2 separate regions of the Homo sapiens genome follow, and region 1 is linked to region 2. Evidence: read pairs that join two places in POLR2A ChIA-PET (ENCODE). Cell type or tissue: HCT116. All regions are shown on one strand. Each heading gives the region's core, and the rest is flanking DNA. Links, peaks and the distances in the headings are about the cores only.

Region 1 (10,545 bases), core at 5,392-7,891, 82 kb before region 2:
GCTGGGCTACGTGTTACAGAGAATAGCACTCCACTTTGTGTTCTCAAGTGGGTTGGATTTCAGATAAGGTCCCATTATGAAATGAACCACGTTCCTACAAATGTAATGTTGAAGTCCTAACCTCCAGTACCTGTGAATTTGACCATATTTGGAAATAGGGTTTTTGCAGATGTAATCCAGTTAAGATAAGATCATAAGGGTCAGCCCTAGCCTGATATGACTTGTGTCCTTACAACAGGTAAATTTGGACACAGACACAGATAAAGGAGAATGCCATGTGAAGACACACACAGACACACAGAGGAGGCGGCCATGTGAAGATGGAGTCAGAGAGTGGAGTTGTGCAGCCACAAGTCAAGGAATGCTCGGGGCTATCAGAAACTGGAAGAAGCAAGGAAGGATCCTCCTCTACAAGCTTCAGAGGGAGTACGGCCCTGCCAACACCTTGATTTCATACTACTAGCTTCTGGACCTGTGAGAGAATAGATTTCTGTGTTGTAAGCCCCCCAGTTTGTGGCACTGTGTTATGGCAGCCCCAGGAAACCAATACAGTTCCAAAACAGCCACAGCCCTTCCCTCTGTTCTCCAGGTGGTCAGACGCCCCTTCCTTTTCTGCACTTGAATCCACATAATAAACAATGCCTCGATACAAGAGCCTCAAAGTGTGGGTCACCAGAATGGCAGAAGAGCTTGCATGGAATTCTGAATTTCATTGTACATTTTTCTTTTTTTTGAAACGGAGTCTCACAATGTTGCCCAGGCTAATCTCAGCTCACTGCAACTTCTGCCTTCCGGATTCAAGCATTTTTCCTGTCTCAGCCTCCTGAGTAGCTGGGACTACAGGCGCCTGCCACCACGCCCAGCTAATTTTGTATTTTTAGTAGAGACAAGGTTGCACCGTATTGGTCAGGCTGGTCTTGAACTCCTGACCTCACGTGATCCACCTGCTTGGCCTCCCAAAGTGCTGGGATTACAGGCGTGGGCCACCGTGCCCGGCCATTGCACATTTTTCAAATAAGTCAAGGTGGAAGCCAAGGTTGCCCTCCTTTACGCTTTCTGTTCTCAAGTTTGATGGAAAATAGCAAGAGCAGGCAGGCATGAGACCCACAGGCATGGGAACTGCTGAGTAAACAGCTGCTGCTGCTAGCTCTCAGCATGGAGACTATCTTGGGAAATCCGGGGGGTCCATTCTGGGCCCTGATAAAGGCCAGGGGCTTGCAGGAAAACCAGCCTCATTTAAGGTTTCCAAGAACTATACTGCAAGCTAGTCCAACCTGTGGCCCGCAGGCCACATGTGGTCTAGGACAGCTTTGTGGCCCAATACAAATTAGCAAACTTTCTTAAAACATTATGAGCTATCATTAGTGTTAATGTATTGTATGTGTGGCCCAAGACAATTCTTCTTCCAATGCAGACCAGGGAAGCCAAAAGATTGAATACCTCTGTGATATGGTTTGGCTGTGTCCCCCCGACAAATCTCATCTTGAATTGTAGTTCCCATAATCCCCCACGTGTTGTGGGAGGGACCTGGTGGGAGGTAATTACCCCCATGCTGCTGTTTTCGTGATAGTGAGTTCTCATGAGAGCTGATGGCTTTATAAGGGGCTTTCCCCCCTTTTGCTCATTCTTCTTCTTCCTGCCACCATGTGAAGAAGGGCGTGTTTGCTTCCCCTTCTGCCATAATTGTTAAGTTTCCTGAGGCCTCCCCAGCCATGCTGAACTGTGAGTCAGTTAAACCTCTGTCCTTTATAAATTACCCAGTCTCGGGTATGTATGTCTTTATTAGCAGCGTGAGAATGGACTAATATACCCAGCTATACTGTATCATGTGCTTCAGAGCCAGGCTGACAGCTTGTCTCTGCCTAGACTCCTCTACTCTTGCAACCAACCAGAGGCTGCCATCCTAGCAAAGGAGGTATCCCTTCTGTAGGACAGACAGCTGATTCATTTAATCAGTGCATATGTCTTATTTTGAAAAATTACTATTTGGCAACCAACAAAGTAATAACTGATTCAGGCAAGAGTCATCAACAGATCCTTAAACTAGAGAGCGAAATTTTTATGAGAAATGCGATATTTACATAGTCTCAAACTATCTCCCCATTTGTTAGTTATTAAGCATAAAAACAAAATAATATCTTTACAGTGGAAAAAACTGGCGGACATCATCTTAACCAAGGAATCAAGGTTAACATCACCAACCATCACATGCGTTTTTATGTTTCACCCCCACCAAAAATGTGTAACCTAGCTCTCATGAGGACACATCAGGCAAACCCAAGTTGAGGGACATTCTACAAAATAATTGGCCTGTACTCTTCCAAAGTGTTGATGTCACGAAAGACAAAGAAAGGTTGAGGACGGTTCCAGATTTAAGAAGACTTAAGAGATTAAGAGACATAAAAACTAAATACAATGTGTGATCCTAGACTGGATCATGGATGAAAAAAAGCTATGTGGGACATTATTGGGCCAATTAAAATTTGAATATGGACGGCAGATTATATATTAGTACACTGCAATAATGCTATATTTCCTGAATTTCATAACTCTACTGTCTTTATATAACAGATTGTCTTTGTTCTTAGGAAACACAGTTTGAAGTATTAAGGAGAAGAGGAACATGACGTCTGCGATTTATTCTCAAGTGTTTTAGAAAAAATATGTGTGTCTGTGTGCGTATGAGTAGAAAGAGAGAATGATAAAGCAGTTGTAAGAAGATGCTTACAAGAGATGCATCTTGATAAAGGGTATGTGAAAGTTCTTTTTACTGTTTTTGCATACTATTTTCTGTAAGTTGAAAGTACTTCAAATTAAAAATTAAAAAATATATTATTTTCAGCATTTAACGATGTGCCTGATGCTGTGCTAGGTGTGAGGTATTCAAGGGAGAACAAGACATGATCTTTACCTTTAGCTCACAGTCTGAAGCAGGGAGACAAAGTGGCAAGCACAATTCCTTGTGATGAAGGATGCTGTGAGCACACAGAGGAGGTACGCTAAACCCAGACTTCTCAAGCAAGGGAGTCAGTGGGGCTCTCTACAGAGGCGGGAAAGAGGAGGCTTAGAGTTGGGATAACTTATTTAGCTTGGGGTGCCAGTGAGACATGCAAGAAGTTGGGGGGAAGAAGCCAAGCCTGGACCTCTAAGCAGCAAGAGGAAGCCACCTGCCTCCTGAGGACAGACAACAAGGCACAGATTAGCAGGTGTCAGAGGCCAGGCTGAGGTTGTTATAGCCTCTAAGGTAACATAAGAAGCACAGACACCAGCAAAACAGCTTGGGGCTGAAAGGTTGAACACAAGTGTGCTTACTGATGACCTTTGCGGTGATGTATAATGGATGCCCGAGAGGTATCAGGCCCCAGATTGATAAATACAAGTAACCTGGATAAGGGCATGACCCCAAATTAGTTTAAGTTGCTAATAATAAATGTCACGGCAGGAAGAGAATGTCAAGCGATCATAAGAAACTAAAGAAGTGATTTTTTGAGAACAGGATGAGCTTTACCAGCAATAAGGATAAGGTAGTAGCCAATTAACACACAACAGGATGGGGAGAGATTGTTGTTAATAGAAAAAATCCTGAGGACAGTACCAGGTCCCGTAATAAAGGGAAATAGGGGAGGCAGTACTGCTGTTTCAGAAGTTGATGTGGGAATGGGAATTTCCATTCAATTATGAGATACAAGAGCCAGGATGAGAAAGTACACCGATGTTGTTAGCAAGGACCTAGTGGGAGTTTTATTTTCTTTTTAAACTTTTGTGCTATGAAAAGTTTACAAAAATAATGACAACAGCATTAGTTTAAGCCACATGAAATTGCCAAAATTTGACCATTTTTGATCTACAAACATGGCAATTTTGTGTTTTAAGTGAAAACAAACCCCCATATACCCATAACCCAGCTTCAGCAATTATTGACACATGGTCAATTTCATTTCCTCCAAATCCCCACCCATTATTCCAATAAACTGACTGATATAAAGGAAATCTCTGGTGGAAGTTTTTGTTGTGCTTTTGTTTTAATGATTTAATATCTATAAAAGAGATTCGAATTACATATGTACACATAGTATTAAAATTAAGAGATTCAAATTACGTGTATATATGTTTTTAGTTAATTATTTTCTCAGTAAGTAATACATTCAGATGGTTCACAATTCAAAAGGTACAAAAAAACAGGATACGTGAAAATTCCCTTCCAACCCCTGCTCACTTGCCAACAGCTCTCTCTCCTCAGGGGCAATGAATAGTAACAGTTTTATTATTTTGTTTAAAAACAGGGTCTTGCTCTGTTGTTCAGGCTGGAGTGCAGTGGTATGATCATAGGTCACCATATCCTTGAACTCCTGGGCTCAAGAGATCCTCCCGCCTCAGCCTCCCAGTGCCCTTGGATTACAGGCATGAGCCACTGCACCCAGCAACAGTTTTTTTATGGATCCTTCCAGAGATGTTTTATGCATATGCTAGTAAAGAGATTATAAACTACTCACAGTGTTCTGCACCTTGCTTCTTCCATTTAACAATATATTCTGGAGATCATTCCATATCAGTACATAAAGATCTTCCTCCTTTTTAACAGCTACCTAGCATTCCATTTTATGAAGCATAATTTATTTAACTAATCAAATTACTACTGATGGACTTTTAGGCAGTTTCCGACCTGTTGCCATTACAGACAATACTGCAGTGATTTGCCTTATACATTCATCTTGCACAAAAGCAAGTAAGTATATCTGTAGGAAAAATTCCTCAGAATGGAATTGCTGGATAGAAGGGGGTGTGCATTTGTAATTATGATAGCAGTTGCCCAGTGGCCTCCAAAAGGTAAGAGCTGTTTGAATGCTGTCTACACCCTTTCATTATGCACAGTTTCCTTGCTGCTCCTTTCCTCTTACTCCAAGGGTCAAGGGACCACTTCCACATCTCAAATTTAGAAAAGCCCCTCCGAACTTAGCCTCCTATTGGTCTCCCTCAACCACATTTTGGGCCCCACACCCACCAGCCTATCCTTCCTCCTCTCTTCTTTTCCAGAGACCATCAGCATCCTCCTGCCTTCCTCTCCTCTTTCCAAGTCAGCCCCACCATCGGCCATTTTAGCTCTGCTAGCGTTGATCTCCCGGACTCACTCTCCCCGTGACCTTCGGCAGCACCTGCTCTGCCAATCCCTGGCCCTGTGAAAGCCCCACCATACATTCTCTCCATTGCCTGCTCCCAGGCGGCTAGCTGTTGCTGGAGAAGGTCATGAAGTTGGCTCCACTACAAAGCCAGGCCAGCCAGCCTCAGCTGGGCCCCAAGGGCTGCAAGGCAGTCCTTTTATATATCAAATTTCTCTCAGCAATTGTTCCAACTCCTCTCCCTCTCCTCATATCCCCTACCCCATCCTTGTGCCAGACCCCTTGGTACTGGGCCTGGCTTTGGATTTCAATGACAGGACATAGGTTATCAAGCAGGAACTCCTTCAATGTCCCCCTCTTCACCTCACTTTCCCCCACTTCTCTGCACATTCACCCATGCCTGTTCATCCACCCACACCACCTTCATGAGAAGGAGGTACTTCCTCCTCAAGGTTACCCCTTCCAGTTGTGTCCTTGGCACTATATTCTCTTGCTTTCTCCTACACTCGGCCCCAGAAGCCATCCTCTTTCCCTTTGGGCAAGCTCTTCCTCCTCACTAGTTTTTTCCTCTCAGCCTAAAAACACTTCCCTCATATCTGTGTCATTGTTCCACATCACCACCAGACTCTTTTTTTGTGATGGAGTTTCGCTCTTGTTGCCCAGGCTGGAGTGCAGTGGCGTGATCTCAGCTCACCACAACCTCCACCTCCTGGGTTCAAGCGATTCTCCTTCCTCAGCCTCCTGAGTAGCTGGGATTACAGACATGCACCACCACGCCCGGCTAATTATGTATTTTTAGTAGAGACAGGGTTTCTCCATGTTGGTCAGGCTGGTCTTGAACTCCTGACCTCAGGTGATCCACCCGCCTCGGCCTCCCAAAGTGCTGGGATTACAGGCGTGAGCCACCGCGCCTGGCCTGGACTTTTAAAATTTAGCAATTCATGTGGCTCCTGGCTTTACTTCCTCCTTCCATGTTGGCCCCCAAATTTAATAGTAAAATCTGAAATACTGACAAGTGAAAAGGAGAAAATCAAAATTATTCACAATGCCACCATCCAACTATTGACATATTCATGTATTTCTTTTCAATCTTTTTATATGCATATATATATATATATATATATATATATATATATATATATATACATTTACGTATTTTTTACAAAATTGGACCATAGTATAAATACTGGTTAAGTAAATGCACTTCTTTGAGTGAGTCCATTTCCTCCTGTGTAAAGTGAGGACTATTATAGTAACTACCTCACAGGGTTGTTATGAGGATTACTCGAGATAAAAATATAGAAAAACACTTATCACAGTGACACATAGCAAGTTGAATTAACGTTAGCTGTTACGATCTTCCCACGTCAACAAATATAGCTCTACATGAGAATGTAATGAGTTCTGTCACTGCAGTGTCTAATAGGAGTGACTAAAGCACTGCAGTGACTCACCAACACACATTCATTTGGCACAAGAGCAAGTATATCTGTGGGATAAACTCCTAAAAGCAGAATTTCTGGGCCAAAGGCTATGTGCATTTGTAATTTTGATAGATGTAGTCAAATTGCCTCCATCAAGTGCAAGTTACTATGATTTCTTTAACTTACAAAGAAGTAATGAGGCTGTTTCACATTTTTAACTGATACAAACCCAGACCATGAAGAACATTCTTATAACTGGATCTTTGCATAGATCCACGATTATTTATCCAGAGGAGAGGAAAGAGTATGAGTAAGGGCACAGAGGTGGAGGCTCAAATGATGTGCATGGGAAACTGCTAGTATTGATGACTAACAGAGGTGAGAATGGCAAGAGTTGAGGAAAATATAGTGGGACCAAATCATGAAGGACCGTGAATGTCACTGTCATTTATTCAGTCAGTCACCAAATCTTTATTGACCACCTACTACAGACCAGGTACTGTTTTAGATACTTTGTTCACTTACTGAACAAAAACAGAAGATTCCTACCCTGGGGGAGCTTACGTTCTGGCAGAGAGTGGCAAACAATATATGGAATGTTAGAAGGTGATAAGTTCTACAGAGAAAAGGAAAAGTACAGCAGGCCAAAGGGGATCAGGAGTGCTGAGAGTTGCGATATGAAGTACAGTGGCTACCCCATTGTGGACTTTGAACATACTCTACGATGAAGAAGTAGGCGTCACTTATACTTATCACCAACTTGCCACAATCCACATACCTGATAATCTAATTATTCTCCTTAAATCAGCTTACCTCCCCTACTTAGATTTATTTCAAAGGAAACTTCACAAGACTAGCATAAATGGAAACCCAGGATTGCTGTCACAAATGTCTAGAAAGGGAAGACCTTTCTAGAGGGGGCCGAGGCAAGAGGATCACTTGAGCCCAGAAATTCAAGACCAGCCTGGGCAACATAGGGAGACCCCATCTCTACACACACAATTTTTCTTTTTAATTAGGCAGGCATGGTGGCATGAACCTGTGGTCCCAGCTACTTGGGAGGCTGAGGTGAGAGGGTTACTTGAGCCCAGGAAGTCAAGGCTGCAGTGAGCTGTGATTGTGCCACTGCACTCCAGCCTGGGCAGCAGAGTGAGACCGGGTGCGGTGGCTCACACACGTAATCCCAGCACTTTGGGAGGCTGAGGCAGGTGGATCACTTGAGGTCAGGACTTCAAGACCAGCCTGGCCAACATAGCGAAAACTCATCTCTACTTAAAAAAATACAAAAATTAGCCGGGCGTGATGGCATGCTCCTATAATTCCAGCTACTCGCGAGGATGAGGCAGGAGAATTGCTTGAACCCAGGAGGCAGAGGTTACAGTGAGCCGAAATCATGCCACTGCACTCCAGCCTGGGTGACAGAGCAAGACTCCATCTCAAAAAATAAAAAAATAAAAAATAAATCAATACATAGAAAGGGAAACTGGAGAGTACCTAGCGCTGGCTTCTTCCCTTCCTTTTGTAGGTCAGTTATTAAATAACAGCAAAAACAAGCACTTACCAAATTATGTACTTATTTTCCAGGTAGCTTAGGGTTTTACATGCAGCAGATAATTTCATCTTCACAATGACCCTATGAGGTAGGTACCTTTATTGTCCCCGCTGGTTTAGGAAGAAACTTCGGTAAAGTGACTAACCTTCCCAAACCTCAGTTTCCTCCTAAATAAATGGAGACAATAATGGGAATACAGGAGAGAAGAGCCTATTAGCTTCTCCCCACTCCATGTCATGCTTAGGGGAGACTTGGAGAGGGGACAGGAAGGGGACAGAGGCTCCCTGCTGCAGCATTCCCTGACTGCCTTCCCAATGCCAACAATTGAGATTAGAACTAAATTACTGCTTTAAAACACCTCTCCCCAGAGTTAAATTTATTAGTCACTTTAATTTTCCTATGAAGAACTTTAATCAGAATGTCCAAATTGATTTCAGCCTTGCTAGGATGGGAGGTTTTGATTAGAAGAGGGGAAGATGATGTGCCTTGGGAGCATAGGCCCTTTTTTGGAAGAGGTCAGAGCAGGGTAGATTCTGAGCTGTTGGGGGTCGGGAGCTGGAGGGAAAGAAGCAGCAGAAAGCAAGGTGGAAAGAAACTAAAGACGAACCCTATCAGCTTCAGCTGTCTCTAATTCAAGTCCTTTTATGGAGGAAGCAGAATCTAACTGACAATAAATAATACATCATTAGAGAGACAGCACCTTGGTCCTGTTAACCTGCTTAGTCTCTCAAAGTATACTACTGCTATTCGACTTCCTGAGAAGTCATCTTTGTATCTTAAAAAAAAAAGTCATTTTCATCCATAGGAAATAATATTGGATTCCGAACTACTCGGTCAAAGACTTTGAGCCAGGCCAGGTGCAGTGGCTCACACTGGTTAATCCTACCACTTTGGGAGGCCGAGGGATCACTTGAGCTCAGGAGTTCAAGACCAGCCTGGGCAACATGGTGAAACCCCATCTCTACAAAAAATAACAAATTAGCCATGAGTGGTGGCATGCACCTGTAGTCCCAGCTACTTTGGGGGCTGAGGTGGGAGGATCACTTGAACCTAGGAGGTTGAGGCAGCAGTGAGCCAAGATCACACCACTGTATTCCAGCCTGGGTGACAAAGTGAGATCCTGTCTAAAAGAAAAAAAAAGAAAAAAAGACTGTGAACCAGAGATATGTCTTTCTCTGGTTTTAGTTCTCATTGAATAATGAGAATTCCACGAAGTCACACAGACGAACCCACGTTCCCTGAAAGGCTTACTTACAATCAAGAAAAAGTCAATATAATGTAGTAACCCTGGAATGTGAGCATTGGAGTAGATGAACCCATGTGTAGAATAAATATTTTTAAATCGCTTAGAGGAAATTGGAGGGTAAGGAAAAGCTTCTTATGGAAACTAAAAAGCTAAGAGTAGAAGGGGTTAGATCGATGGTGCAGGGCTGGCATTGCCTAATGACCCCTCATAGCCCACAGATGTGATGGGTTATGTAGGCTCTGTGACACAAAGGAACACAATGTTGGATCTGTTCAGTGTGGACCATCTAGGAGAGGACAGAAATCCCCAAAGGCAAGCACATTATCCCTGATTTCACAGTTAAGGAACGGAAACATCAGATTCCTTTCGCTGACACCCTGTTGAATGGGGGACTTCATTATCTACTACACAAATGCCTTCCCTCTCCTGCCCACATTTGGGGAGCCACAGACAAGATTCAGACAACCCTGGCCCTTATGCTGGAGTTTCAGTTTGGTAAAGTGTGATTAGCAAAAAGCTTGTTGCTTGGTAACAATGTGCTCTTATAAACCCTTAGATCTTGGTATGATGAAATAGACCAAGTACATCTATTGTTTTATTTTGCTTTGCTTTTTTATTCATTTCTTGTCACCAAGATCCAAAGGATGATACCATGCTTTGTGGCTTTCCAGATATCCGCCACCCCTAACCAATAGGACATTGGCAAGTATCTATGAAATCAGATTCTCTTCCTGTCAGTAAGTGGGGGAGTTCAGGAGGCCACTTAGATATATAGTATGTCACTGATCACTGGAACTTCAGCAAGTCACAGCCTTTCTTTAATTGAATATGCTTTTTCACAAGTTTCTAAGTTAAATAAAAGAAGTAGAATGTCATATGAAGCTATTCCTAAGAATTTTAGGAGACTCTAGAGAAAGGTCAGTTTATTCTCTAGATCACATTAGATTTTCTTTTGAAGGAAGTATGCCATTTAGCTGATCATTTTAAATAGTAATGAATAATTGTGTCTGGTTAAATACCAAGGCCCAAGATCTATAAATTAAATTCTTTAAAAACAAAAATAATCTGATTGGTCAGAAGCAGTGGCTCACGCCTGTAATCCCAGCACTTTGGGAGGTCGAGGCGGGTGGATCACCTGAGGTCAGGAGTTTGAGACCAGCCTGGCCAACATGGTGAAACCCCATCTGTACTAAAAATACAAAAATC
Region 2 (10,545 bases), core at 16-2,515:
GTATATATTACACATATATAACGTGTATATATTACACATATATAACGTGTATATATTACACATATATAACGTGTATATATTACACATATATAACGTGTATATATTACACATATATAACGTATATATTACACATATATAACGTGTATATATTACACATATATAACGTGTATATATTACACATATAACGTGTATATTACATATATATAACGTGTATATTACATATATATTACATATATATATATGTAATTTAGTTATGAGACACACAGACAGCCAAGCAATTCTAAAGATATTGTTTCTGTCATTTTGAAAAGAACCTTTTGAAAATGATTGTGGGCCTGGTATGGTGGCTTATACCTGTAATCATTCCAACTCTTTGGGAGGCCAAGGTGGGAGGATCACTTGAGCTCAGGAGGTCGAGAGCAGCCTGGGCAACATGGCGAGACCCCATCTCTACATTAAAAAAAAAAAAATAGATACAAAAAAATTAGTCGGGCATGGTGGCGCACACCTGTAGTCCTAGCTCATCAAGAAGGTGGGGCAGGAAGATGGCTTGAGCCCAAGAGTTCGAGGCTGCAGTAAGCTATGATCGCATCACTGCACTCCAGCTTGAGCAAAAGAGAGACCCTGTCTCTAAAAAAAAAAAAAAAAAAAAAAAAGAAAGAAAACTGGAGTGCTAGAACTATTTTAATATTGAATATGTTTTTTCTAGTAATGTTTTTCACCCTTCTTACAGATGTTCGTGAGCAGCAGTGGATTGCCACCAAGTCCAGTTCCCAGTCCAAGACGATTTTCAAGGTAAGCAAACTTGAATTTTAAATGTGGTTGAAGTACCATTCATTACATTTATCTCTCAGATTAGCTTTTTGTGGCTGGGCGCAGTGGCTCACACCTGTAATCCTAGCACTTTGGAAGGCCGAGGCTGGTGGATTACCTGAGGTCAAGAGTTCAAGACCAGCTTGGCCAACATGGTGAAACCTCGTCTCTACTAAAAATAGAAAAATTAGCTGGGCCTGGTGGCAGGCGCCTGTAATCCCAGTTACTCGGGAGGCTGAGGCAGGAGAATCGCTTGAACCAAGCAGGCGGAGGTTGCAGTGAGCTGAGATCGCACCATTATACTCCAGCCTGGGCAACAGAGCAAAAACTCTGTCTCAAAAAAAAAAAAAAAAAGAAGATTAACTCTTTTTCCCAATATTTCACTGTGAAATTTTCAGACATCAAAAGTGAAAGAATTTCACAGTGAACAACCATATACCCACTGCCTATAATCTACCATTAACATTTTAACCAGAGTTTTTTCTTTTCTTTTTTTTTGTATTTGAGGTGGAATCTCACTCTGTCGCCAGGCTAGAGTGCAGTAGTGTGATCTCAGCTCACTGAAACCTCTGCCTCCTGGGTTCAAGCATTTCTCTTCCCTCAGCCTCCCAAGTAGCTGGGATTACAGGCATGCGCCACCACCCTCGGCTAATTTTTGTATTTTTAGTAGAGATAGGGTTTCACCATGTTGGCCAGGATGGTCTCAATCTCTTGACCTCGTGCCCTCCTCGGCCTCCCAAAGTACTGGGATTACAGGCGTGAGCCACAGCGCCCAGCCCCAGAGTTTTTTAGGGGGAATTTAATGCTGATTTATATTTAGTGGGGAAAGACACACATACATACCCCCCACAATAATACATCCTTTTTAAGAATAAGGAAAAAATGTTAAAGTTCATAGATCAATCAAATCCAAATTACTTTATTTATTTATTTTTGCGACGGAGTTTTGCTCCTGTTGCCCAGGCTGGAGTGCAATGGTGCGATCTCAGCTCACTGCAACCTCTGCCTCCCGGGTTCAAGTGATTCTCCTGTCTCAGCCTCCTGGGTAGCTGGGATTACAGGCATGCACCACCACGCCTGGCTAATTTTTTGTGTTTTTAGTAGAGATAGAGTTTCACCATGTTGGTCAGGCTGGTCTCGAACTCCTGACCTCAGATGATCTGCTTACCTTGACCTCTCAAAATGCTGGGATCACAGGCGTGAGTCACTGCGGCCCAGCCCCAAAATACTTTTTAAATAGGGTATCTTTTTTTCTTTAAACTGTTGGGGGTATTTTGTCATATAGAATATTTTTTAAAGGACTTAAAATGCTGTATTATTCCAGGTTGCCATATGCTGGTTCAAATCATGTATTGGATTTCAGTTACTCAATTACAGAAGAATTTTCCATTTCAGTCATTGATAAGATTGTCCATTTTATTTATGTATTTGTTGGGCTGGACTGCTGTTTTATCTTGCATCGTGGATGTTCTTCACATTATCCTGTTTGTTTTTTCATCAAAGCAGGAGAAGTCAGAGTCCAGTCAAGTGCATTAGACCCAGTGTTCTTGGTCCTCTTAAAAGAAAAGGTATGTAGCAGCGTGGTGACTATAGCTAATGCTACTGTGTCACATACTTGAAATTTGCTAAGAAAGTAGATCTTAAGTGTTCTTACCACACACATACGAAAGGTAACTAGGTGAAGCAAAAGATGTGTTAAAAACTTGACCGTGGGCTGGGCATGGTGGCTCACGCCTGTAATCCCAATACTTTCGGAGGCCGAGGCAGGTGGATCGCCTCGGGTCAGGAGTTTGAGACCAGCCTGGCCAATATGACAAAATCCCATCTCTACTAAAAATACAAAAATTAGCTGGGCGTGGTGGCAGGTACCTGTAATCCCAGCTACTTGGGAGGCTGAGGCAGGAGAATCGCTTGAACTTGGGAGGCGGAGGTTGTGGTGAGCTGAGATCGTACCACTGCACTCCAGCCTGGGCAACAGAGTGACACTCCATCTCAAAAAAAAAAAAATTGACTGTGATCATCATTTCACAGTATGTACATACATCAGATCATCACATTGTATACCTTAAATATATATAAATTTATTTGTCATTTATACTTCAGTAAAGCTGGGGGGAAAAAGAAAAAGATAAGCATCACGCTTCTGGTCTTATACCTAGCCAAGCTTGAATTAAAAACTAGAACTCCTGTCTGAAATGAGCTAACAGCATTGCTCTCTTGTGTTCTAGGGAAACTCAAAAGTATTCTTCCAAATGTTTGCTGTGCTGATTCTCAATTTTGTAAATGAGTTATTTGATACATCTATATTTTCTTATACTTCATAACAGTTTTATTCATATATTCATATTATCATTATATATTCAAAAAATTGCCTCTCTGTTATCTAAATATGAAAGAGATGCATAGTTTATAAACTGCAGAAATATATGCTAATGCCGTAGCAAACATATCCATAAATGTGCTGTATACTCAAATATAAGGTAAGGTTTACCCCCTCATCAAATTATGCCTCATCAAAGCAAGAATTGCCTTATATTCAATTCTATGGAGTTTTTTATATAACAGGGTGCTCTCAGTTACCTTATTTTGAACCACAAAGCAGTAGGCTAAAATAGTTTAGTTTAGTATCAGTCAACACTAGTGTTAGATGCTTATAAAGGGCACCTGATGGCATCTCTTTAAAAAGGCAATACAGGTCTGTAATACCAGCACTTTGGGAGGCCGAGACAGGAGAATTGCTTTGAGCTCAGGAGTTTGAGACCAGCCTAGGCAACATGGCAAAACCACGTCTCTACAAAAAATACAAAAATTAAGCAGGCGTTGGTGGCTTGTGCTGTTGTCACAGCTACTTGGGAGGGTGAGGCTGGAGAATTCCTTGAGCCCAGGAAGCAGAGGTTGCAGTGAGCCGAGATGGCAGCCTGGGCCACAGAGTGAGACCCTGTCTCAAAAAAAAAAAAAAGCAACACAGGTTTTTGTTTGTTTTTTTTGAGACCGAATTTCGTTCTTGTTGCCCAGACTCTGGAGTGTAGTGGCGTGATCTTGGCTCACTGCAACCTCCACCTCCTGGGCTCAGCGATTCTCTTGCCTCAGTCTCCCGAGTAGCTGGGATTAGAAGCACCCACCACCACCACGCCTGGCGAATTTTCTGTATTTTTAATAAAGGCAGAGTTTCACCATATTGGTCTTGAACTCCTGACCTCAGATGATCCACCTGCCTCGGCCTCCCAAAGTGCTGGGATTACAGGTATGAGCCACCACGCCCAGCCGGCAACACAGGTTTATTCATTATTCCTGGGGATATGACTACATGATTGCAAGTGTCAACGTGTCATTTTAAACGAGTCTTAACAATAACTTTTTTTTTTTTTTTTTTGAGGCAAGGTCTTGCTCTGTCACCCATGCTGGAGTGCAGTGGTGCAATCTCAGCTCACTGCAACCTCTGCCTCCTGGGCTCCTGGGTTCAAGCGATTCTCCTGCCTCAGCCTCCCAAGTACCTGGGATTACAGGAGTACACCACCATGGCCAGCTAATTTTTGTATTTTTAGTAGAGACAGGGTTTCGCCATGTTGGCAACACTGTCCTCAAACTCCTGGCCTCAAGTGATCCACCTGCCTTGGCCTCCCAAATTGCAGGGATTACACAGGTATGAGCCACCATGCCCAGCCATTAACAATAACTTTTTTTTTTTAATTGAGACCAGTCATTAACAATAACTTTTTTTTTTTAATTGAGACGGAGTCTTGCTCTGTCACCCAGGCTGGAGTGCAGTGGTATGATCTTGGCTCACTGCAACCTCCGCCTCCTGGGTTCAAGTTATTCTTCTGCCTCAGCCTCCCAAATAGCTGGGATTACAGGTGCACACCACCACGCCCAGAGAATTTTGTATTTTTAGTAGAGATGGGGTTTTGTCATGTTGGCCAGGCTGGTCTCAAACTCCTGACTTCAGGTGATTGCCTGCCTCGGCCTCCCAAAATGCTGGGATTACAGGCGTGAGCCACCGTGCCTGGCCAACCGTACTTTTAAAAGCAATTCAGCAAGTGGTTTCTTTGTGCGGATCACCTTCAGGGCCAATAAACAGACCAACTTTTCTAACGTTAGGGGAACAGGTATTTGTGGCTTTGAAAACTTTCCAATCATAGGATCATACACAGATTCCAAAAGTGCTGTATTTCAAACAACTTAAAATTAAAGATGGTGTGCTCTGGAAAATAGTTCCTGATATGGTGACAATATTTGTATTTAGTTTATAAGTTTTATTTTATAAACAGTCTTTCCTTAATCTTATAGGGAGTTATTTGTAGTCCTAGGAATGTTCTCAGTAGCCAGTAAGTGAAAATAACAGTTGGAAATAAAGCTATTATTGTTGTTATTATTACTAACTTAAAATTTGTTGCAGGAAGTTGAAGGAATTAGTATGGTTGTTTAGTTTTACAGCTATTCCGAAATACACCAGCAGATGGAGGAATTCTTTGCTCAAAAGAGCTAAAGTCTTTTGCTAGTGAGGCGAACTCAAAAGCCCAGCAGCAACTTTTAAAAGCTGCATATTAAAGCATGGAAAAAAACAACTTTTGAGGATTTTCAGCAATTTTCAGAATAGTCCCAGAGGAAAGATAATATGAATTAGTTGATAACATGGACAAAATGAATGTTGCGTTTGTTCTTGCTTGATCTTTTTTCATTCTAATTGTACAGTTTTAAGTTCAAAGTTACTAATTTTCTACTGGAGTATAGACAGGCTCATGAATTAAATTGTCTTGAACATTCCGTTTTCAAGCTCAGATGAAGAGCTTCAGAACCAAGGAATGTGTATGTTTTAAATAAAATCAGAGCCTGATTTTAAAGGAGATTATTCTAACTTAGGGTTTTACTCTTTGTACTCCTGGTAGCAAAATGTTAAGCATTATCCCTGTTGGTGCAAAGTTTTTCTATTAGCAATTCTGAGAAGATCTGTATGATTGAGGTGGTCAGTACAATACCAGTTTTGTGAATTGAGTAAGATTTGCTTTTGATTACAGGTGTGTTTTCAAACTTATCTTTTTAATCTTCATTTTCATTAAATAGTGTGAAAGCAACTTTTTACTTATACACTACTTATCAGACTACACATTTTTAAACCAGTTTGACACCATCTCAGGAAATGTTCAGGTATCAAAATATATAAAACCAATAGGCCTTGCTAACCATGTAGCATACAATATTGACTGTGAGTTTCAGTTATTTGGGAATTCCTTATCTCTACTGTGGTCAGCCTTGCTTCATTTTGCCTGATGCAGTCAGTGTTCTACTTTCCTATTAATGTGAATATGTCCATAGCACGCTGTGGATAATGAGTGAGAAGTTTTTTAGGGCTGCCAACTTTTTGATTGAGTTTATGTGGAAGCATATTTCTTCCATGTTAAAGCACATGGGAAAATAGTTTTAAGAAGTGGTTTGAAGAAGTATTCTGAGCTTTGGTTAAACAAAGGTCATCATATGTTAGCACCACGCCTGTATTTGTAAAATTGTTTTATAGTAGCATCATCTCTTTCTGTTTTAGGTGAAATGGAGACAGAAAGTCAGCCCAAGAGACTCTTCCAAGGCACTACCAATATGTTATCTCCAGATGCCGCGCAACTGTCTGATCTCAGTTCATGGTAAAAAAATGAAATAAAATGAAAAGTATATTAGAGTATAATCCATTTTAAAAGAGCCACATTGAAAGTATATTGGGATAATTTAAAATATTTTTTTTTGAATTTTGTTAATATTTATTTTTTATATCATTATTTTGGGGATGTGACAATATTATAAAACAGATACCTGACAAAACTCAAAACACCATTGCAAAGAGATTAGAAAGAGTTGATACAGGTGCTTCGTTAATAGCAAATGAATCTGAATAGCAGTTGACTTAGATTTTTATCAAGTCATAGTAAATGGCATTCTCTAGGAATCCAGAAATGTGGTCCTAAAACATGGTGACTTGGTAACTAACAGATTTTTAAAAATTATTACAGTGAATGAAGAAGCTTCTCTTCTTTTAAGTTTTAAAATTTTTTCATCACCTCAAGTCTGAAGAAGCTTCACTTGAGGTGTTTAGCTCAATAAAATTATGCTTTCTGCCCCCCAGCTCCTTACCATCAAAATTGTCCAAAGATTCTAATTTAAAATATTTTCAACTTCTTATCCATGCCCCCATGAAGGGGAAATCTCTATGGAGGATAATGTGAAAAAACAGATTATTTCAAAGTCAACAGTATTTCATTTGGAAATATATATGTCTTTCTGACACCTTCGCTTTCGTTCCCAGCTCCTGTTAGGTCAGCCTGTCATTAGTTGCCAATGGTGTGGCAGTGCCAACTGCTGGCTGGTGTGAGAAAGAGTCTCTGGGTGGCTGTGGGTAATGTGTATTGATTGTAGCTGCTCTGCCTGCATTTTGTATCCAGTCCTTTTGACTTAGCAGAGGATACCAGGATTCTCTTAAGCATAGTATTCTCTGATTAGCATTATCTATTGTTATCTTTTAGAAAATTATGAAATATTTCAGAACAATGCTAAGGTTTCATTTTTATAATAACATTTCCTGATTCTTACGGTCTAGTCACACACATGTTTTTTAAATCTTACTCATCCTAGTTTAGGTCTTTAAGGGCCTTCAGTGTTTTCATGAGAACGTTAACTTCTTTTCCTATACCTGAAGTTGAGCACTTGAGTGCTCATGTGCACATTGGAAGGAAGGGGAAGGGATAAGTAGCAGTGACCAGGTAATATTTTGAAATATTTCAGTATGTTCTGATCAACTCACTGAATACTTGTGTAATCAATTGTGTACTGTTTTTCAGAATTTTTTTTGTTCCCTGAGTTTTACAGCTGAGGATTTTTTTTGTTTTGTTTTTTTGAGATAGGCTCGCTCTGTTGCCCAGTCTGGAGTGCAGTGGTGTGATCTTGGCTCACTGCAGCCTCTGCCTCCCGGGTTCAAGAGATTCTCCTGCCTCAGCCTCCCGAGTAGCTGGGACTACAGGCATGGGCCACCACGCCTAGCTATTTTTTTTTGTATTTGTAGTGGAGATGGGGTTTTGCCATGTTGGCCAGGCTGGTCTCGAACTCCTGACCTCAGGTGATCCGCCCACCTCGGCCTCCCAAAGTGCTGGGATTACAGGCGTGAGCCACTGTGCCCGGCCTGAAGATCTTTTTAAAAAGCCCATGAGGGCACTCACTTTAAAAATAGCAAGATCATACCCCTTAAATGGAAGGAGTGTATAAGCCACTTATAAGCTATAAGAATGGATGATCCCTTCTTCCCAAATCACTTGTTCATTGTTTCGTGTGAAATAACCTGTACTTCTAGTTGACCAAGAAGTCACAGATTATTCTAGTTTGTTAGTCTTGTTGATCAGTACTATTCTAACCTTGGAACAGATAGATGCCTTTTAGATTGTTCTAGCTATTTTCAGCTCCATGGTCTCTTTTCCTCTCATCTCTGTCTGTCCTTGCTAGTTCAGTATGCTGATTTTGGTACAGAGTGCCTTTCCAGGTATGTAGATGATGGCAAAGAGAAAACTTCTGAAGCTTGTCAAGAGGACTATTGGATGAAACTCTATCCTTAGTGGAAAGTGCATCTCACTTTTATGGTAAAGTGTGTTTTAATAGGCACATGGCTATAAATAGGTTTGCTTACCTAGTTACTAACCAAGTGACCAAGTTAAGTAAAAGATATGACAGCATTTTACCAAGCTAAAAACATACAGGGTGAGGTGACTTATTTTTTTATTGTCTTTGGCTGACAGTGCAGGATGCTGTAAAACAGGTTCATGCAAATAAGTAAGAAAGGAAAGAGAAGGTGCAGTATTTACGAAGGGTCTTATCTCATTGTCCAGACATTTATTCCTCCGAGCAGCACAACCTAAACCATCTCTAGCAGTGGCTATTGTGAGGCTTCTATTTCCTTGTCACTACTCCCCTACCCTGTAGACCCGTGAATGTCTAGGAGAGCCCTGGGAACGTCAACATTGGTGATGAAGGAAACTTTTTATTTTATTTTATTTTTTTGAGACAGAGTCTCGCTCTGTCGCCCAGGCTGGAGTGCAGCAGTGCAATCTCGACTCACTGCAACCTCCGCCTCCTGGGTTCAAGCTATTCTGTCTCAGCCTCCTGAGTAGCTTGGATTACAAGCACGTGCCACCATACCCGGCTAATTTTTGTATTTTTAGTAGATATGGAGTTTTGCCATGTTCTCCAGGTTGGTCTTGAATTCCTGACCTCAGGTGATCCACCTACCTTGGCCTCCCAAAGTGTTGGGATTATAGGCATGAGCCACTGCGCCTGGCCAACTTTTGATTCTTAAACGTAAAAAGCTGTTGTGGCTGGGCACAGTGGCTCACGCCTGTAATCCCAGCACTTTGGGAGGCTGAGGCAGGTGGATCACGAGGTCAGGAGATCGAGATCATCTTGGCTAACACGGTGAAACCTCGTCTCTACTAAAAATACAAAAAAATTAGCCTGGCATGGTGGCGGGCGCCTGTAGTCCCAGCTACTCGGGAGGCTGAGGCAGGAAGAATGGCGTGAACCCGGGAGGCAGAGCTTGCAGCGAGCTGAGATCGCACCACTGCACTCCAGCCTGGGCGACAGAGCGAGACTCTGTCTCAAAAAAAAAAAAGTTGTTGCGTCACACAAGAGACATTTGCTTTATTCACAGCCACTCATAGAGTGTCAACAAGCCAAGTGTGGTTCAAATAATCTGAAAAAGAAATCTGTTACTCAAAATTCACAAAACTAAGTGTCAAAGATAGTTAAGTCATTAATTAAACTTCCAGTTGATGTTTTTAGTCAGTTTGCAGCAACTGTACTCCTGAGGTTATTAAAGCTTACAATTGTGCTAAGACTTTGGGGACACCTTATATACTAATGATGCTGATATTTTTGCCTATAATTAAGAGATTTTTAAATATGATTTTTTTTTTTTTTTTTTTTGAGACGGAGTTTCGCTCTGGTTGCCCAGACTGGAGTGCAATGGCGCAATCTCGGCTCACAGCAACTTCCGCCTCCCTGGTTCAAGCAATTCTCCCACCTCAGCCTCTCGAGTAGCTGGGATTACAGGCATGCACCACCACGCCCGGCTAATTTTGTATTTTTTTTAGTAGAGACAGGGTTTCTCCATGTTGAGGCTGGTATCGAACTCCTGACCTCAGGTGATCCGCCCGCCTCGGCCTCTCAAAGTGCTGGGATTACAGGCGTGAGCCACCACGCCCGGCCCGATTTTTTTTATATAAAAACTGGATCCTGGCCAAGCACGGTGGCTCACGCCTGTAATCCCAACACTTTGGGAGGCCGAGGTGGGCGGATCACTTGAGGTCGGGAGTTTCAAGACCAGCCTGGACAACATGGTGAAACCCCGTCTCTACTAAAAGTACAAAAACTAGCTGGGCATGGTGCGCATGCCTGTAATCCCAGCTACTTGGGAGGCTGAGGCAGGAGAATTGCTTGAACCTGGGTGGCAGAGGTAGCAGTGAGCCAGGATCACACCACTTCACTCCATCCAGCCTGGGCAACAGAGCCAGACTCTGTCTCAAAAAAAAAAAAAAAAAAAAAACCAACCAAACAAACAAAAACTGGATCCTGCTTTTGCAGAAACTTTATTTGAGACGGAGTCTCGCTTTTGTTGCCCAGGCTGGAGTGCAATGGTGCAATCTCGGCTCACTGCAACCTCCGCTTCCTGGGTTCAAATGATTCTCCTGCCTCAGCCTCGAGAGCAGC

What was found. ChIA-PET counts read pairs that join two places held together with the same protein. Peaks named below come from ENCODE experiments on the same cell type or tissue, not always from the same donor. Only the 100,000 strongest peaks of a DNase experiment are listed, where the experiment ranks them.
Region 1: POLR2A ChIA-PET joins it to region 2 with 5 read pairs; 6 of 35 experiments call an interaction of 5 or more read pairs at or near these places.

What each region holds. Positions count from the first base shown.
Region 1 is chrX:134,865,283-134,875,827 of GRCh38, reverse strand. No RefSeq gene overlaps it. Among named protein-coding and RNA genes, the nearest start is that of MOSPD1, 45 kb to the left of the region's middle. In HCT116, for the core only: no CTCF peak of the experiment used is centred there; a DNase peak (open chromatin) is centred at 6,497; H3K27ac peaks cover 806 bases.
Region 2 is chrX:134,777,722-134,788,266 of GRCh38, reverse strand. It overlaps PABIR2 (PABIR family member 2), which reads left to right. Exons shown (of 10, transcript NM_001387468.1): 7 at 734-795; 8 at 2,317-2,381; 9 at 6,350-6,446. Among named protein-coding and RNA genes, the nearest start is that of PABIR2, 14 kb to the left of the region's middle. In HCT116, for the core only: no CTCF peak of the experiment used is centred there; no DNase peak of the experiment used is centred there.